Regions from separate parts of the Mus musculus genome. Here region 2 is linked to region 1. The links are chromatin loops, found by intact Hi-C in ENCODE. Cell type or tissue: gastrocnemius. All regions are shown on one strand.

What was found. A loop is a pair of places that touch in the nucleus more often than their neighbours do. Peaks named below come from ENCODE experiments on the same cell type or tissue, not always from the same donor. Only the 100,000 strongest peaks of a DNase experiment are listed, where the experiment ranks them.
Region 2: a loop joins it to region 1, with 6 times the contacts of the local background. A loop is called at or near these places in 12 of 42 quality-filtered maps.

Annotation. Positions count from the first base shown.
Region 1 is chr17:26,656,344-26,664,343 of GRCm38, forward strand. Ergic1 (endoplasmic reticulum-golgi intermediate compartment (ERGIC) 1) reads left to right here. Exons shown (of 10, transcript NM_026170.3): 10 at 1-591. Among named protein-coding and RNA genes, the nearest start is that of Atp6v0e, 16 kb to the right of the region's middle. In gastrocnemius, CTCF peaks have their summits at 4,051 (motif pointing right) and 6,742; DNase peaks (open chromatin) are centred at 4,073 and 6,756; H3K4me3 peaks cover 1,591 bases; H3K27ac peaks cover 1,774 bases.
Region 2 is chr17:26,713,593-26,721,592 of GRCm38, forward strand. It overlaps Crebrf (CREB3 regulatory factor), which reads left to right and starts at 2,058. Exons shown (of 9, transcript NM_029870.2): 1 at 2,058-2,182. In gastrocnemius, a CTCF peak has its summit at 4,496 (motif pointing right); DNase peaks (open chromatin) are centred at 1,971 and 2,749; H3K4me3 peaks cover 2,595 bases; H3K27ac peaks cover 2,655 bases.

The DNA of each region.
Region 1 (8,000 bases):
GGTATGAATTCCATGCAGAGAATTTTAGCTATGTTCTCAAGTCCAGAGAGAGCCGCGGGCCTGGGCTTCATTTATATTGAGATGGTTTGCATACTTTTGTAATGAAGGGGTACCTGCAGTAGGAAGTTTTGGGGTTTTTTGTTTTTGTTTGGTTTTGGTTTTGTTTTTCTTAAATAGTCTCTTATGGGTAGCTGGATTCTCTGCCATTTGTAATTTTTCCTCTGATTCCAATTAGCAAAACTTCCCTTTTTATATGAGTTGATTCTTATTGTGTATGTAAACTGCCCCTGGCCACTTGGCTAGATTTCTTATCTTCTTTTAAACATTCTGTTCCACAGTTTAAGAAACCAGTCCCTTTGGTGTGTGAATCTGTCACCTGTGGAGGGTTGGGCAGGGTGGGATGGGACGGGAACTATGTGGCATGCGTATGAGTTGAAATCCCACTTTTGTGAGGACACGGTATGCCAGTTTCCCATGGAAGAGACGCCTCTGGCCTGTTGTTCTTGTAAAGGTATTCTTAAGGGGACATATGTTTTGATTCTTTCCCACTCACTGGGTTCAATTAGATATTAAAAGGCTGCTTTTCAGAAATATTGCTGTGACTCTGCCTTGATGGTGGCTGGGTAGCCCAGAGTCTAGGGTGGGAGTGAGAGTGAAATTTAATTCTACAGAAAGAACAGCGGTTGACAGTGCTGAAGAGAGCCAGGTGATGGCACACGCCTTTGATCTGCCTTAAGCTCATAGGAGGCTTAGCCAGGCAGATCTCTTTGAGTTCAAGGTCAGCCTGATCTACAGAGTGAGTTCCAGGACAAAGCAGAGAAAACCTGTCAAGAAAAACAAGAATAATAAAGCCAGGTGTGGTGGCACATGCCTTTAATCCCAGTACTCAGGAGGCAGAGGCAAGAGGATCTATGTGAGTTCAAAGACAACCTGGTCTACAGAGAGAAGCCCTGTAAAGGGAGGACGAGCAGGAGGAGCAGGAGGAGGGGGAGGAGAGAAGGTCTGCCGAGAACCAAGAAAATCTTGCAGGATATGGTTACAAACCATTGACCTTGAAGAGCCTAGTTGGCTTTATCCCAGTCAGATTATATATGTAGAGAGTTGTGGAAGCTTCTAGAGAGAGGATTTCTTCTAATCAAGTTTAACTATGGGTACCTTAGGGGGAGATCACCCTGGGAGGAGGGGAGCCTGATGTGACTGAGCCACGGGTGAGGCACCCAGGCTGGCAGTCCGTTCACCCATAGAACACTAGTTTTACTAAAGTGTTTGCTAAAAACAAAAGAACCATTTCCCGTTTGTCCTCAAGCAGTAGCGTTTCCAGAAATTTTGAGAGATCTACCCTGGGATGCCACCTGTCTGGAACACAGACCACCAAGGGACTTTCTCCGTGGATGCTCCTTGGAACTGGATCCATGAACTGACAAATGTATTTGAAGTTGACATAGAACATGGAAGACTGAATCCTAGCCAGGGGCCCTGGGCTGCAGTGCTTCTAAGAGGCAGTGGTGAAGGGGCATCCCAGGGAGAGGTTCAAGTGCTAGGCGAGATGGGTGTCATCATGGAGGAAACCTGGGAAGAAGGGAAGTGTAACAGGACTCAGAGGAAGGAGGAAGAGGGGAGGTCAGTCACGGTAAGTTGCTTTTATTTACTAGAAACAATGACAGGCCATTAGAGGTCTAAAGCCTTTTTTAAGAGAAAAATTTGGGGGTGGAGGGGATGGCTCATCAGGGAAAGGAACTTGCTACTGTAGCCGTCTTTGCTACTTTGTGGGTTCTTTTCCCCACCCTTTATCCCCCCAGTTTCCCCTGCTATCACTACATAGGAAAGGATAGCAGGGGGAGACAAAGAGAGATCTCAATCTATTTTTTTCTTGTTCCTCCTTTAAGCAGGACTACTAACAAAGTGCAGCCAACCCCCCACACCCCACTCCTGTACAACCACCAACCACCTGCACTGCCTCTTGGGGCCCTGGCATTTATACACCTTCTGAAAAGTTCCCAGAATTCTAAATATCACACAATCGCCGAAACCATTTGCAGCCAGCAAAACCGTGCCTCTGCTAGAGCACGAGGCAAATCATAGCTGCTTCGGACAGTCAGAAGCAGCCTCGCATCCCACATCCCCCAGCTGAGATTAAAGTGAAAGCACGTTCTTTTATTTTTGTGTTCTTAAAGAAACCAAAATTGTCACTACAGCTACCAGTCCTGATGACCCACATGATGGAAGAATTAGCCCCCTCGTTGCCATGGTATATAATGTATGAATGTATATACACACAAGTAAATACAGAAATGAAAAATATTTAAGGGCCAGTGAGATAGCTGGTGTATACGATGACCTGAGTTCAATCCCAGAACCCATGTAAAGTTGGAAGGAGAGAGTATGTGTGTGCTTCCGTATGTGTGCCATGACGCTTGATCACCCTCCCATATAATAATAAATAAAATTTATCTTTAAAAAATTATTTTAAAACTTGTTTTCGGGCTCGAGGTGTAGCTCGGTGTTACAGGCCTCCCCCCACCCCCAGCACAAAGCAACCTGGTGCATGCTTCTCGAAGGTTCGTTATCTGAAGATAGACATGGTATCGTGCGAATGTGAATGGGAACTCATGAGGGAGGGCATTCTCCGAAGACCCCTTTTCCTCCCCGCAGCTGCTCCCTGCCAGTTCTTTGCTGGTGAGGTCATGCATTTCATTCCAACCCATCACTGGGAGGACTTGGCATTCTCGGCATGCCAGGAAGAAACAGAGGCGTAATCACACCCTGGCCACACAGCTAGCAGGTGGTAAAGTTGAAATTCCAACCCAGATCGGCCTGACTACCGGGTTCTGAGGAAGCACGGGGCGGGGGGGGGGGGGGCGGGGGGGCGGTTGGTGGTTGTTCCTCAGCCCTAACGTCATCTGAGCAATGTCAAAACAGAAAGCCAAAACGGAGGAGAGTCAGAGCAAGAGGGCCTTTTGTCTCTTTTCTTACAGTTCTCATGTGGTAGTGACCTCCAACCATAAAATTGTTTTTGTTGCTACTTCATAATTGTAATCTTACTGTTATAAATTGTAAGTGCTTTCAGAAGCAGAGTTGCCATTGGGGTCGCGACCCACAGGTTGAGAACCATTGCGTTAAGCCATCCTATAAGAAAGTGGGAACATTACAGAGTCAGAATGCTTCCACGTCTCCTATCAAAGCTCTGTGCCAGCTTTGTGGAGATGCCGAATAATCACTACTTGATTGAACATTGGAGGAAACCAGCAGCAGGGACAGATCTGAATGTACAGTAGAGGAGGCAAAATAAGGGAGCCAGAGAATGGATGAACTCACTCCCATGAAGCTCTGCTGTGAGGACAACTGTGACCCTGCTGGGCACAGTCATGCTGGCACCTGCCCCCAAGTCTCCATAGAAACAGAGAGAGTGACTGATGGTAGGCCCCGTGGTACAACTTTAATCACAGTAGAGGCAGCCGATAGCAGCCTTTCCCGAGCCCTTCTGACCTGGACACACTGACAGTGGGTGGTACTCCAGTTGCCATGGTCTCTTTAACCACAGTAGGACACTTTGTCCAGGTGGAGCCTTCCTCCAAAAATCTCCAACACAGGTTGCAGAGGCGTCTAGAATAAAGTACTAAACCGGCCCCTGCAGTCCTCAGAGCTCCAGTAAGACTGGCTTTGGACAATTTATCTTCCATCTTACCAACTCTGATAAACTAGGACTATGTACAGGACCAGTGTGAAGATGGCTTTGGGCAAGACATCTTTTCTATATCTAAAGGTCTCCATTTGTTAAGGAAACATTACAACCTTGTATCTAGAATCTGGCACAAAGTAGGTTTTCAGTCCATGCACCATGAATGGATGAGTGGCAGGGCTAGAGACGACGAACGAATAATACTTTGCACAGAATATCACTTGGGTTCCTAAGATGAAAACAGCAGAAACCACAGGCCCTTTCCCTCCCTCCTCACTACTACAGTGCTCAGGACAGGTGCCTCCTTCACAGCTCAGGCAAACCCAGGAAGGACCAAGACTTCACTCCCAGAGGATGCGCAGCGTGTCTCAATCTGACGAACCTGCAGGTGGCGCCCGCGCTACCAGCAATCTTCCAACAGAAGAGCAGAGCTCCGGTGCAAGGCTGAGGAGGGGAAGGCAAGGACCCAGAGGTGGGGGGGGGGGGGGGGGTGGGCGGCCATGGACTCAAGACGGTGAGCTGGCTCTTCCCCAAAGCTCTCACTCGGTTTAAAAAAAAAAAAAAAGGTATAATACAAAAAATAGAAATAAACGGTAGAGAAAGCACACTTCACACTGTCTCCCATCGTGGCGCATCGCACCTATTTCCATCAAACAAAGCTAAGGGTTTACATAATTGTGATTAATTTTAGGAGTCTGAGCGCTGAGAGCCAGTCCTCAGCATAAAAGCCTAAATGTGAAGAGTACGTACGGTAGATGCAAAGGCTGACTTTTGGACTATCCTGGAGTGAGCCAGCCCACACATCTGATTTTCTTAGGAAGATTGATTAGAACTGCTTTGTGCCAGATGCTGTCCTGAACACTCTAGGAAACCCATTTAATTCTCACGACAACCTACTGAGATTATACCTACTCTACAGATCAGAGAGTTAGGACTATAAAACTGACAGTTCCCATGTCCAGCAAGAAAGACACACTTGGGACCAGGTATGGCTTTATGAGCCAAGCAAGGGCTAAACAAACAACGGAGGGGTTGGGGGCGGGGGGACATTTAGGGAGAACATTGGTTCTCCCTAAAATTCTTGGAAGGTGAGAGAACACTTTTTTAAAAGTTCAGATTTGAGGGATCAGGAAGTGTAAGTTAGTGGTAAGGTATGTGTTTAATATGTTGTTATAAGTTCAATCTCTAGCATCAATAAATTACATTTTAATTTAATTTAAAGTAATGCAGATATAACCCTGACCTTCCACCATGTGTTTTTATAGAATTGTATGCAATAGGACCCAAATTTCTGCATATAGAACTTCTTAGTAATTCTGAAGAAGCCAGTCAGATGGCTTTTGAAAGGTGTGTCATGGTGTTTAAAGAATTTGGACAATTACAATCAGCCTGTCACATGGGTAGGGTTCACCCAAATTAAACTAGACACAAGTAGAAAATATTTAGATTTTTTTAAAAGTTCATCTATACTGAATATGTACAGATTTTTTTTTCTTTTCATGTCCTAAGCAATACAGTATCAAAACTCATACAGCCTTTACAGTGTACTAGTTGCTATATCTAGATATGATTATGCAGGAGGACATGCATAGGATATACATATACATATATATGCCAAGTGAACATTATGATGGAATGGACTTGAATAGCCATAGATGGAGGTTCTGTGACCAGGATGCTGAGAGCAACTGTGCAGTATATATCTGTTAAGTTTAAACCCTGACTGAGGTACCTACTTAACATATTACAGTGCACCTGGCCTCCAGGTTCTCCCAGCACCCCTCAGGATGCTTTACATGGTATGGCTGGCAAGCCCTGCCCTCTACCCTGAAATCAAGCTGTGCTGCTTCCCCCCAGAGACTCTTCCCTATATAATCCAGACATTCTGGTTACCCACCCTTCCTTTTTGTACCTTTGGCCTCCCGACTGCTGCACTTGGTTCCTCTCTCTCCCTTCCTCTTCCCCTTTCCATCTTCCCATGGTTCAGGGTCAGTTCTAGCCTGGACTCTTCCAGCTATGTCCGCCTCTGGCTATGTCTCCCTTTTATCTACAATAAACTTTCTCCTTCACTGTTCCTGGGAGCAGTCATGTCCTTTTCTTTCCTTTTTCATTTTTCTTTCTTTTTCTTTTTCTTTTTCTTTTTCCATTTGAAACCCATGTAATTTCTACAGACTCCTTTGTGGTGGGAAAGGGGGGGTGAAGTTTGGGGGTGAGGTGTTTGGGAATGGAGAGAAACTAAAAAGACATCATCAAGGAACTGGGGCTGCATGTGGCTCAGTGATAAAAGGGTTGCTGGGAAATAGGAGGTGGGTCTTCGTCTTGATAAAAATAATTTTTGTTAAAATGGACTCAAAAAGAAGTTGAGAACCATCTTGTGGGCTGTAAATCTCAGCTGTGGCAGCCGGGAGGAGAGATGTAAGAAAAGGCCAAGAAAAGGTTGCAGGCTGGGCAACGGAGGTCTCAGAGCAGCTTGTGCGGGTGTGGGGTAAATGGGTGAGGGAAGAGCTGTCTTCTGGGAATAATGCCCGAGGTGTCATGGCAAGCAAGGTGGGCTTTTAGCCTAGTTTACTGGGCATCCTCCCTTTCCTTTGAAATTTTACATTTTAAAGAGGGGCAATTTGCAGTGCTTCTCTATCTTAAAATGGGTGTGTCATCAAGGAAGCAGGAGGTGGGAGGCCAAGCAGATTTGGACAGAGTCCATCCTCAGTGGTATCCGAGCCGGCTAATGCCTGTCGAAGTACCCAACAGATATATCTTGGTTGGTTGGCTGATTTATGAGAAAGGGTCTCATACACTCCAGGCCAGCTCTTAACTTTTGATCCTCTGGGCTCTCCACCTCCCCAGTACTGGAATAGTAGGAATGAGACACCAAGCCAAGCTAGAAAGGGTCCCAAAGCCCTGGGTTCGGTCCCCGACACAAAACCAGAAACTGAAGCCAGAGAAGCATCGATGAGCTTCTGTTTCAGGCCCTACAAAGCGGTTCCATTAGGGGCTCCAGCCTGAGGTCCTGCCTACTCCGCTACACGGAGAGAACATGCCGAGACTCAACTCCAGCCGCAGGGGGCGCTGTTCTGCTTTCCTGAGGCAGGAAGCGCAGACTCGCGTCCCTTCTGTGCTTGAGCTACAAGAAATGTCATTTCCGGGCCTGCAATGCACGCCACCGGAACCGGAACCGGTGGGTAGTAGTGGTTCCGCCAGGACCCAGATTGTAGGCAGTTCCATCCCTTGGTGACTTCGGACCGCAGCATAAACCTCAAACACCATCTCTATGCCCCCTCCTACATGCTCTGAAAGACCTTGTCTTCCCGGCTGTCCAAGAAACTGCGGCAGAAGTAGAGCGTCTGCTCTATGCCCATTCGCAAGGACCAGGTACATCCAAAGGTCCTCGAGTTCTAGTTACTCAAGGGCGTATAGCTCATGCACCTCGTTATCATGAAATCCTGCAGGAGTCACATACCCCGAGACCTCAGCAAGGCGGCAGAGTGACTGCCGACAAGCTAGACCAGAGCCACTACAGTGCATTGAGTCCCCTTTGCCCTTATCACAAGCAGACTGTCTCCAGGTACAGATCTGACCATTGTTTTAGGGAATGAAGTGAGATAAAGTGAGGGGCTTTGCGTATTGGATGGACATCTGATGGTTGAGAGGTAAATTAGTAAAAAATATAACGAGTGAAGTGGAAAGAGTGGCGAGGCCAGTGATAGGCAGGCCGGGCTGGGCAGTTCCGAGTGCGCACTGCTCTTACAGAGAAACTGAGTGTAGCGCCCAGCGCCCATGTCTGGCAGCGTACAACTGCCTGTAATTCCAGCTGCAGGGAGATTCCATGCCCTGGGCCCTATGGACACTGCAGTCATGTGACATACAGACGTATACACATCATTATACATAGGCCTTTAATCCCAGCACTGAGGAGGCATACAAATTAAGTTTGAGGCCGGCCTGGTCTACACAGATCCAGTTCCAGGATAGTCAGAGCTATATAGAGAGGCCCTGTCTTGAAAAACCAATATGAACCTGAAAATGTTTGCCTTATATAAAGGAGAACGTCAAGAGTCTTCAGGCCACCGCAACCTTGCAAATCGCTCTCCTTTGCAAACAAGCTGGAAAATTCATATTCTCTTCTTTCTCCACATATCCTTCCTGCTACTGCTCTGTTCCTCATTTCATAGTCCGGTTTCTCAAAAGAGTCGTCTCCACCTGCCAAGCATAGTGATCTATGCTTTAATTCCTGGCACTCAGGAGATAGGAGCATGAGACTCTCTCAGGCCAGCCTGGTTTACAGAGCAAGTTCCAGGACAGCAAGGAGACATTGTCTCAAAAG
Region 2 (8,000 bases), 57 kb after region 1:
TGTGTTTGCTTAAATTTAACTCCTGTGTATGAATGTAGGCATGTACACATGTTCCATTGTCCACACCGTTTTAGATAGGGTCTCATCATCACTGTGTGCCAGGCTGGCTGGCCTGTGAGTTTCTGGGGTTCTCTTGTCTCAAACTCCCATCTCCATGAAGGAGTGCTGCGATTACAGATGTTCCTGATACACGTCCGGCTTTCACATAGGTTTTGGAGATTCAAATTCAGGTCCTCACATTTGTGTGATAAGTGCTGTACCCACTAAGCCATCTTACCAACCCTATGTAAATTATTTCACCCAGTTCTTACACCAATCCCATTTTTACAAAGGTAGAAATTTAGCTTCCTGGTTCACATGTGGTAAAGCAAGGATTCCAATCCAGGTTACTATTAAGCCTGTAACATAGTGACTGGCTATTTAATGTGCTTGGCATGGAGAACATAGGACAAGAGACATTGCTAGTCCCACCCCACCTTTGTCAGGATTATGATCTAGGCAGACTTTTTATCCCCAAATCCATGGTTGCTTGCTTTTGAACCAGGGAGCAAATTACAATGTAGTTCACACTCACCCTGAACAGAGACACACCTGCCTCAGGCTCCCCAGTGCTGAAGTCACAGGTGTATGTCATCACCTCTCATCCCAGACCATGATGGTGATAGTGAGACGCTACCACAATGGTTCTCAACCTGTGGATTGTGACCCCTTTGGAGGTCCAATGACCCTTTCACAGGGGTAGTCTAAGCCTATCAGAAAACACATTATATTACGATTTATAACAGTAGCCGAATTATTGTTTTGAAGTAGCAATGAAAATAATTTTATGGTTGGGGTCACCACAACATAAGGAACTTTAGGAAGGTTGAGAACCACTGATCTACCACTTGCCTGAGTCTTTGTGCATGGGGGAGGGGGAGTCTTAATTTGGCGGGGAGCGGAAGGTTACTTTGAGACTTGGTCTTATCCGGGCATGCAATTCAGTGTAGCTAAGAACACACTTCAATCTTCCTGCTTCCTTATCTCCAGTGCTGAGATCACAGGGGTCAATCACAATACCCCCTTCCTACATCCTCGCCTGCTTTGAAACCCCGAGTACTCCCAAGGGAAAACTGTTATTTGAAGGGAATCTGATGAGGTTTCTCTGTCCTTTAGTCTTCTTTTCCTATGCTTAAGAAAGTATGTTTTTCTGTGTCCATATGTGTGTGCGGGTGCAGACCAGTAACCCTGCACCCAGAAGACTAAGACAGGAGGGTCCAGAGTCTAAAGAGATTTCTGGAAACACAGGCTGCTATAATTAGGTAGGTTGTTTCCTTGAACAATAATTCTCCTGAGGTTTGTTTTTGTATTTTTTTTAAATAGTTCTCTTATCGTATGTGTCTGTTCGGAGAACTATTTGGGATAATGAACCTACCACAAACTACACATCCGATAAAATATCAACAGGATTAAGAGGCGTAAATCATCACATTATCACAGGTTAGACAGTCTTGTCCATAAAGCATCTAGTAGCAGTTTCTACAGCTGAATACAGGTCCTATCCCAAAGATGTATGCAGCCGACTCAGGGTCTGGGGATCCAGACTCAATAAATATGAGTTGATGAATGAACAAACAACTGAAGGCCAATTCAATCGGGGAACAGGAACGTCATTTACTAAACAGAATGTCGATGCAGCCCCCTACTAATTAATATTCCTGTAATCCCCCGTGGTTCAGTTAAACTGTAAAGTGGGCATTTGGACTCCTTGGCCTTCATCTTAGTTCTGAGGCTACAGACTGAATATGGAAGCCTCTGAAAAGAACATCACGCACGAACGCGAGCTTACTGCTCGCTATCCCCAGCGGCCCACGCCCACGCTCAGCAGCAGCCTACTAGCCCCCGCTCCGCCCTCTCTTCCTGGTTTTCCCCAGCAACCCGCCCCTCTGGTGTCACGTGACGGGCGCTAGCCCGGCCGAGCCTCTGATTGGCCAGACTTCAGGGCGCCTCGCGATTGGCCTGGGGCGGCGGGCCCCCGCCTCCCTCCTCCTCCTCGCCGCGGCCCACGTGAGGGGGGCGAGTCACGCGATTTCCGGGAACCCGTCAGGAAGGACATAAACAAAACAAACCGAGGCAGCATGGAGACGGCCCGCGGCCGCGTAAGCGCGGCCGGATCCAGTGCCTGAACCGCCTTCAGCCTCAGGTGAATGCCGAGCGGTCGCACGGGCGGGCGGGATGCAGCGGCAGAGAACCGCGGGTGAGAGGCGCGGGTGCCCGGCTCCGGGAGAGCGGGGCGGGGGCCGCCGGGCCGAGGGCGCGCGGAACGGGGTCGCCGATGCGAGCCGAATCGGGCTGCCCCCGCGGCCGACGGTTATATAAAGGGCGGGCGCGCGCCGGCGGGCGACCCCGTTAGGGCCGTGCCCTTTGCGCTCCCGGGAACCAGGGATCGCGACTGCCGGCAGCCGGCCTGTCAGAGCGGCGAGCGGGTGGGAGGGGCCGGGAGGGAGGAGAGGAGAGGAGAGGGGCGTGTGAGGGAGACCGGCACAGCTAGTGTTCAGAAGGCTCCGGACGGAGGAGCGGACCGGGAGAACTCTGGGCAGGGGCGTCGTGGGGCTGCTGTTCCCCCCGGCCCCTCCCCGGAGGCTGCGGGACTGGGGCCTCCCTCTCGGGATTTGTTTATATGTCCTCTCTAAGCAGCTTGAAAAGCCCGGAGGCGGAGCCCTCGCTGTCGAGTGGCGGCCGGTGCTGTCCAATGGAGGAGGCAGACGGGGTCCGTGGCGCCAATGGGCGCAGGGAGGCGGTGCCGCGCCCCCCCTCCCCCCCAGTAAGTTAGGCTGTGCTGGGGGTTGGTCCGACAGGGCGGCCATATTAGATGGGAGGGGACGGGCCTGGGGACGGGGGTTGTCACTGAGCGGGGCGGAGACGGGGCAAAGGGCGAGGAGCCGAGCCGAGCGGGGCGCGGGCCGGGCGGGCTGGGTGTGGGCTAGAGTCCCGGAGGGACCCGGAAGATGCCCGGAGGAGCCTGACCCGGCTCAGCCGCTCCCGAGTGGAGGCGGCCAGGGAAGTAGCGAGGGCAGTCTAGCCTCCCAGGGGGCGGTTCCTGGGTCTAGATGAAGCTTGGTCTCTGGCGTCTCCTTCTTGGTCGGCTCTCCGCTGCTTGGTAGATCCTGCCACCAAACCCTTTAATCGCCCACCTTTAACCCAAGAAAACAAACCGTTTTGCTACTTCTGAGCAGGCCTGAATCTTAAGACTACCTTAAGGAGGTATTTCTGTAGTTAGGGGTGTGTTTCTGTACCAGGTCTCCCGTGTAGAGGCAGGCATTCAGAGGAACTTCTGCTTTTCTGGGTATTGCAAAGAGAAAATTGGGACTGGAAAAGCAGACAAAATTGAGTGAGCGGCGTTTCTATCCACCCCCCCCCCAAAAAAAACAAAAACAAAAACAAAAAAAAAAACGTGGATATCTTCCAAAGATCAGGCCCTTGTGTTTCAAGTCTTAATTTGCCTCCCTTGCTCACATAAATTGGAAGCTAACATACTTAATGAGAAAACAGCCTTGAGAAAAGTATTTAGGTCTGATGAGTCTTTAGACTTTTGTCTATCCAGTATCAGCAAATGAGAAAAAGAATGAAGGTCTGACTTATTTTTTCAAAAGCAGAAATAGGAATTTTTTGTAAATTTTGTGACCTATGGTAAAATGATTGTCACTTTAATTCTACTTTAAAATATTTTTCAGTGTTGCCTAGTTTAAAAAAGCTGAGAGATACTCCAAATGGGGAAATGTGGATACAAAATTGGAATTGTTTTGGCACCATATTAGCCTTGTTAAATGCTTTTTAAAGCTTTTAAGATGAGTTTATAACCTGTGACCTCATGTTGTCAAAGGTAGTAGGCTATTGATACATCTTTGGTGAAGTACTTAGGAGTAGGAATACATCATAGATATATCACCCTAGGCAGCTCTTCAAGAGTTCAGCTGAAGAATATTAACAAATAGTAAATAAATTTTCATCAACTTTTATTGGTTTTATGTGACTGACCCTCAGTTTTGTTAAAACTTGGTAAAAATATAATCCCGGGTTATTTGATATATATTTTTTTAATTAGATATAATTTTTATTTTTATTTTTTGTTTGTTTCTCAGGCAGCATTTCTCTACATAGCTCTAGCTGTCCTGGAACTTAACCCGTAGACCAGGCTGACCTGGAACTCAAAAAGATCCATTTCCCTCTGCCTTCTCAAGTGCTAGGGTGAAAGGTGTGGGCCACCCCCCCCCCGGCTATATATAATTTTTATAGTAAATAAAATATTACCTATCACTTAATGTTGTATTGCTAAGTCCAAATCTGTCCTATTACTACAATCAGTTATAAAAGGTAGGTCTGAAGTTAGAACCAAGCAAAGGTTTTCATGATACCCAGAACACTTAGTCAAAGTTGGTTTTCATTGCTTATGTACTAATTTTTTTCAAGATTTTTTTGTTTTGTTTTTTATATGAGTACACTGTAGCTGTCTTCAGACACGCCAGAAGAGGGCATCAGATCTCATTATGGATGGTGAGCAGCCATGTGGTTGCTGGGAATTGAACTTAGGACCTTCTGAAGAGCAGTCAGTGCTCTTAACCGCTGAGCCATCTCTCCAGCCCCATGAAGTAATTTCTTTTTGTTTTGTTTTGGTTTGGTTTTTTGAGACAGGGTTTCTCTTTATAGCCCTGGCTGTCCTGGAACTCACTCTGTAGACCAGGCTGGCCTCGAACTCAGAAATCTGCCTGCCTCTGCCTCCCGAGTGCTGGAATTAAAGGCGTGCGCCACCACCGCCTGGCTAGTAATTTTTTAAGAATGGCAAATATAAGGGCTGGTGAGATGGCTCAGTGGGTAAGAGCACCCGACTGCTCTTCAGAAGGTCAGGAGTGGCTCACAACCATCCATAACGAGATCTGACTCCCTCTTCTGGAGTGTCTGAGGACAGCTACAGTGTACTTACATGTAATAAATAAATAAACAAATCTTAAAAAAAAAGAATGGCAAATATAATACACTAGAGATTATTTTTGGCTAAAATTCTTTTATATGCTTAATATAATTTGGGGTTTACAAAATGTTGTTATGGAGTCAGCGTTTTACTTTGTAGTCCAGTTGGTTTTGAATTCCTGGTCCTCAAGCATTTCTTTCCTGCTGGGACTACAGTTAAGTATCACTGGGCTCAGGAATTTCTAGTATAGTAAGAATAGAAAAATAGATACTTCCAGAGCAATATTGGGTTCTCCACTCACCTTGACACTTTGTATGTTGTATAACAAACTGAAAAACAAACTTTGATGAAGAAAATAACCTAATTGGTGTAAGTTCTGGCGTAAAAGGGTAACTGATTAAGGTCCTTGGTGGTGGTGACTAAATAAATCCATTGGATAATGGGAATACGGAGACATTCTATTTAATTGTCGTAGTGTAGTGTAGTAGTTTTTATTTTTTGTGCTGTCCCCCTCCTGTCCTGGAACTGATTGTGAAGTCTAGTCTGGCCTTGAACCCACAGATATCTGCCTGCCTTTTCCTCCTAAGTGCTGGGATCAAAGGTGTGAATCACCACACTTGGCAGTGTAGTGGTTCTTAAAATAGTAAACTGAATTCACTGTTAGCTTTTAAAACTTAATTTTTAGTCAAGACTGATGATAGGATTTTGAGAGTCATTAGTATAGGCTTATTTCCAGTTAGGTTTGTACCTGGCTGTTTTGGCAAAGGCTTCACTGACTTTTACTACATATAGTAGTGTCTCATTTTAAGGTAAACATATTGGCTGGTCATAAATCTATCACACTATTTTGTTTGGTTCTGTGAGGTGGGGCCTTGCAGTGTTGCCCAGGTTGACTTTGAACTTCATGATCTTCCTGCTTCAGCTTCATGAATTCCTGGAGTCACAGTGAGCCATAGTGCTTAGTTGTTCTAATCATACCAGGACAGGAGTAGTTGAACTTTTCCCAGTGTAGGATTAAATAGTAAATATTGAATAACCTCTGTGGTGGCTGTTCACCTCTGCAGTTTGTGTGGTGATGACTGATAAGATAGGATAGAAAACCAATGAAACTTTATAAGAGTAAGGTGTGTTTATTAGTAGTCCATGGTCATTGTTAACCTGTTTTTAAAAATACTGTCTTGAGTTTGAAGTTTTTGCAGAGGAAATTGTAGAGAATGTAAACACACACTTCAGATAGTATTGGATCAATAGTCTATTGTATATATATCTCCTACCTTGAGAAAGTTTCATTGGAAGAACATAGGGCACAATATCCATGTAGATGTTTTGAAACTGTTTAAAGTAGCTATTGGTATATATTAATATAGTCCTGTTTGTTTTATAGGCACCCCACCCCCACCCCATTTCTGAGACTTTCTTTTTGGTATATATTCCAGGCTGGCTTTGAACTGGCCTACAACTTTTTGGTTTTTCGAGACAGGGTTTCTCTGTATAGCCCTGGCTGTCCTGGAACTCACTTTGTAGACCAGGCTGGCCTCGAACTGAGAAATCCGCCTGCCTCTGCCTCCCGAGTGCTGGGATTAAAGGCGTGCGCCACCACGCCCGGCCTGGCCTACAACTTTTGTTGTGTGATGTTTGTTTGTTTATATTTTTTGAGATAGTGTCTCCTGTTGGCCAGGTTTAACTCAAATTATGTATCCAGTAATATGACCTTGAATTCCTGATCCTTCTACATCTCCCATTCCAGTAGGGGATTATAGGTGTACACTACCATGCTTGAAAGAGCCTTGCATTTTACTGGTTTGTGATAATTGGGTGTTGTTGTTGTTGTTGTTGTTACAGGGTCTCTCTTCATAGCCCTGGTTGTCCAGGAACACTAGTCTATGTAGACTATGCTGGCCTTGAACTCAGAGAGATCTGCCTGCCGCTGCCTCCCAAGTACTTGAGTTAAAGGTATATGCCACCATGCTACATCTGGTTTGTGATGATTTTTTTTTTTTATAGCAAGGTCCCTTTTGGTTGGGGGGGTCACAAATCCTTTTTCCAAAAAAACTGTATTGAATTTGTTTGTGTGTACAGGTCACATGTGCTACAGTGTGCACAAGAAGCTCAGACACCAGCTTATCCTCCTCTTTCCATTGTGTGGGTCCTATGGATTATACTTCAAGATTGTCAGGCTTGGTAGCAAGTGCCTTATTCACTGAGCCATCTTGCCAGAGTGTAAAATCATTCTTGCTGGTTTAGTTTGAGTCATTCTTTTGGGACAAAGTAGACTAGGAGATAGATTTGCAGAGGACTTCAGTGTTACTTCATGTCTCTAATGCTGTTCTGTTCTATCACTAGCCACATCTTGTCTGCTTTCCACCAAGTTTATGACTTTTCTTCCCAAACTCTGTATCTGAAGTCACTCTGTAAGCAGTTTTCTAAGCTGCTGTTGATTTACCAGTTCCAGTTTATCCAATTCTTCTTTCCATCTGCCTTTTTTGAGACTATCTCAGGCTAGGCGTGTGTTCTATATAGTTGAAATTGGCCTTGAGGTCCCAGTAGTCCTGCCTCCGCCTCTCAGGTGCTGTGATTAAAAGCATGAAACACCATGTTTAACTATTTTGTCCTTTCAACACCAACACTGATGTGATATCTTGTGTTAGAGACTTGTGTTTTCAATTAAATTTCTTTCTTCAGATAGGATCTGTGTAATGTAACAGTGCTTGCCCTTGAACTCACAAAGTCCACCTGCCTCTCTCTTCTTGGTGTTGGGCTTAAAGGCCATTGTCTTAGTACTTTGCTGAGCTTGCTCATCTTTTAGTTTTTTCCAGAAAGGGTTTCTCTTTGTAGCCCTGGCTGTCCTGGAACTCACTCTGTGATCTAACTGCCTGACTATTGGGTGTGTGTCACCACTACAGGCAAACACTTGTTGGATGTCTCCATGTGCCTTGAGTATAATAGTGTGTCTGAGGGTTTGCTGCTGCTTGCTCTTCCTGATGAACCTGTCACCTTCTCTATTACAGACTTGCTGCTCACTGAGGGATTTGAAACACTACAAGAATAAAAC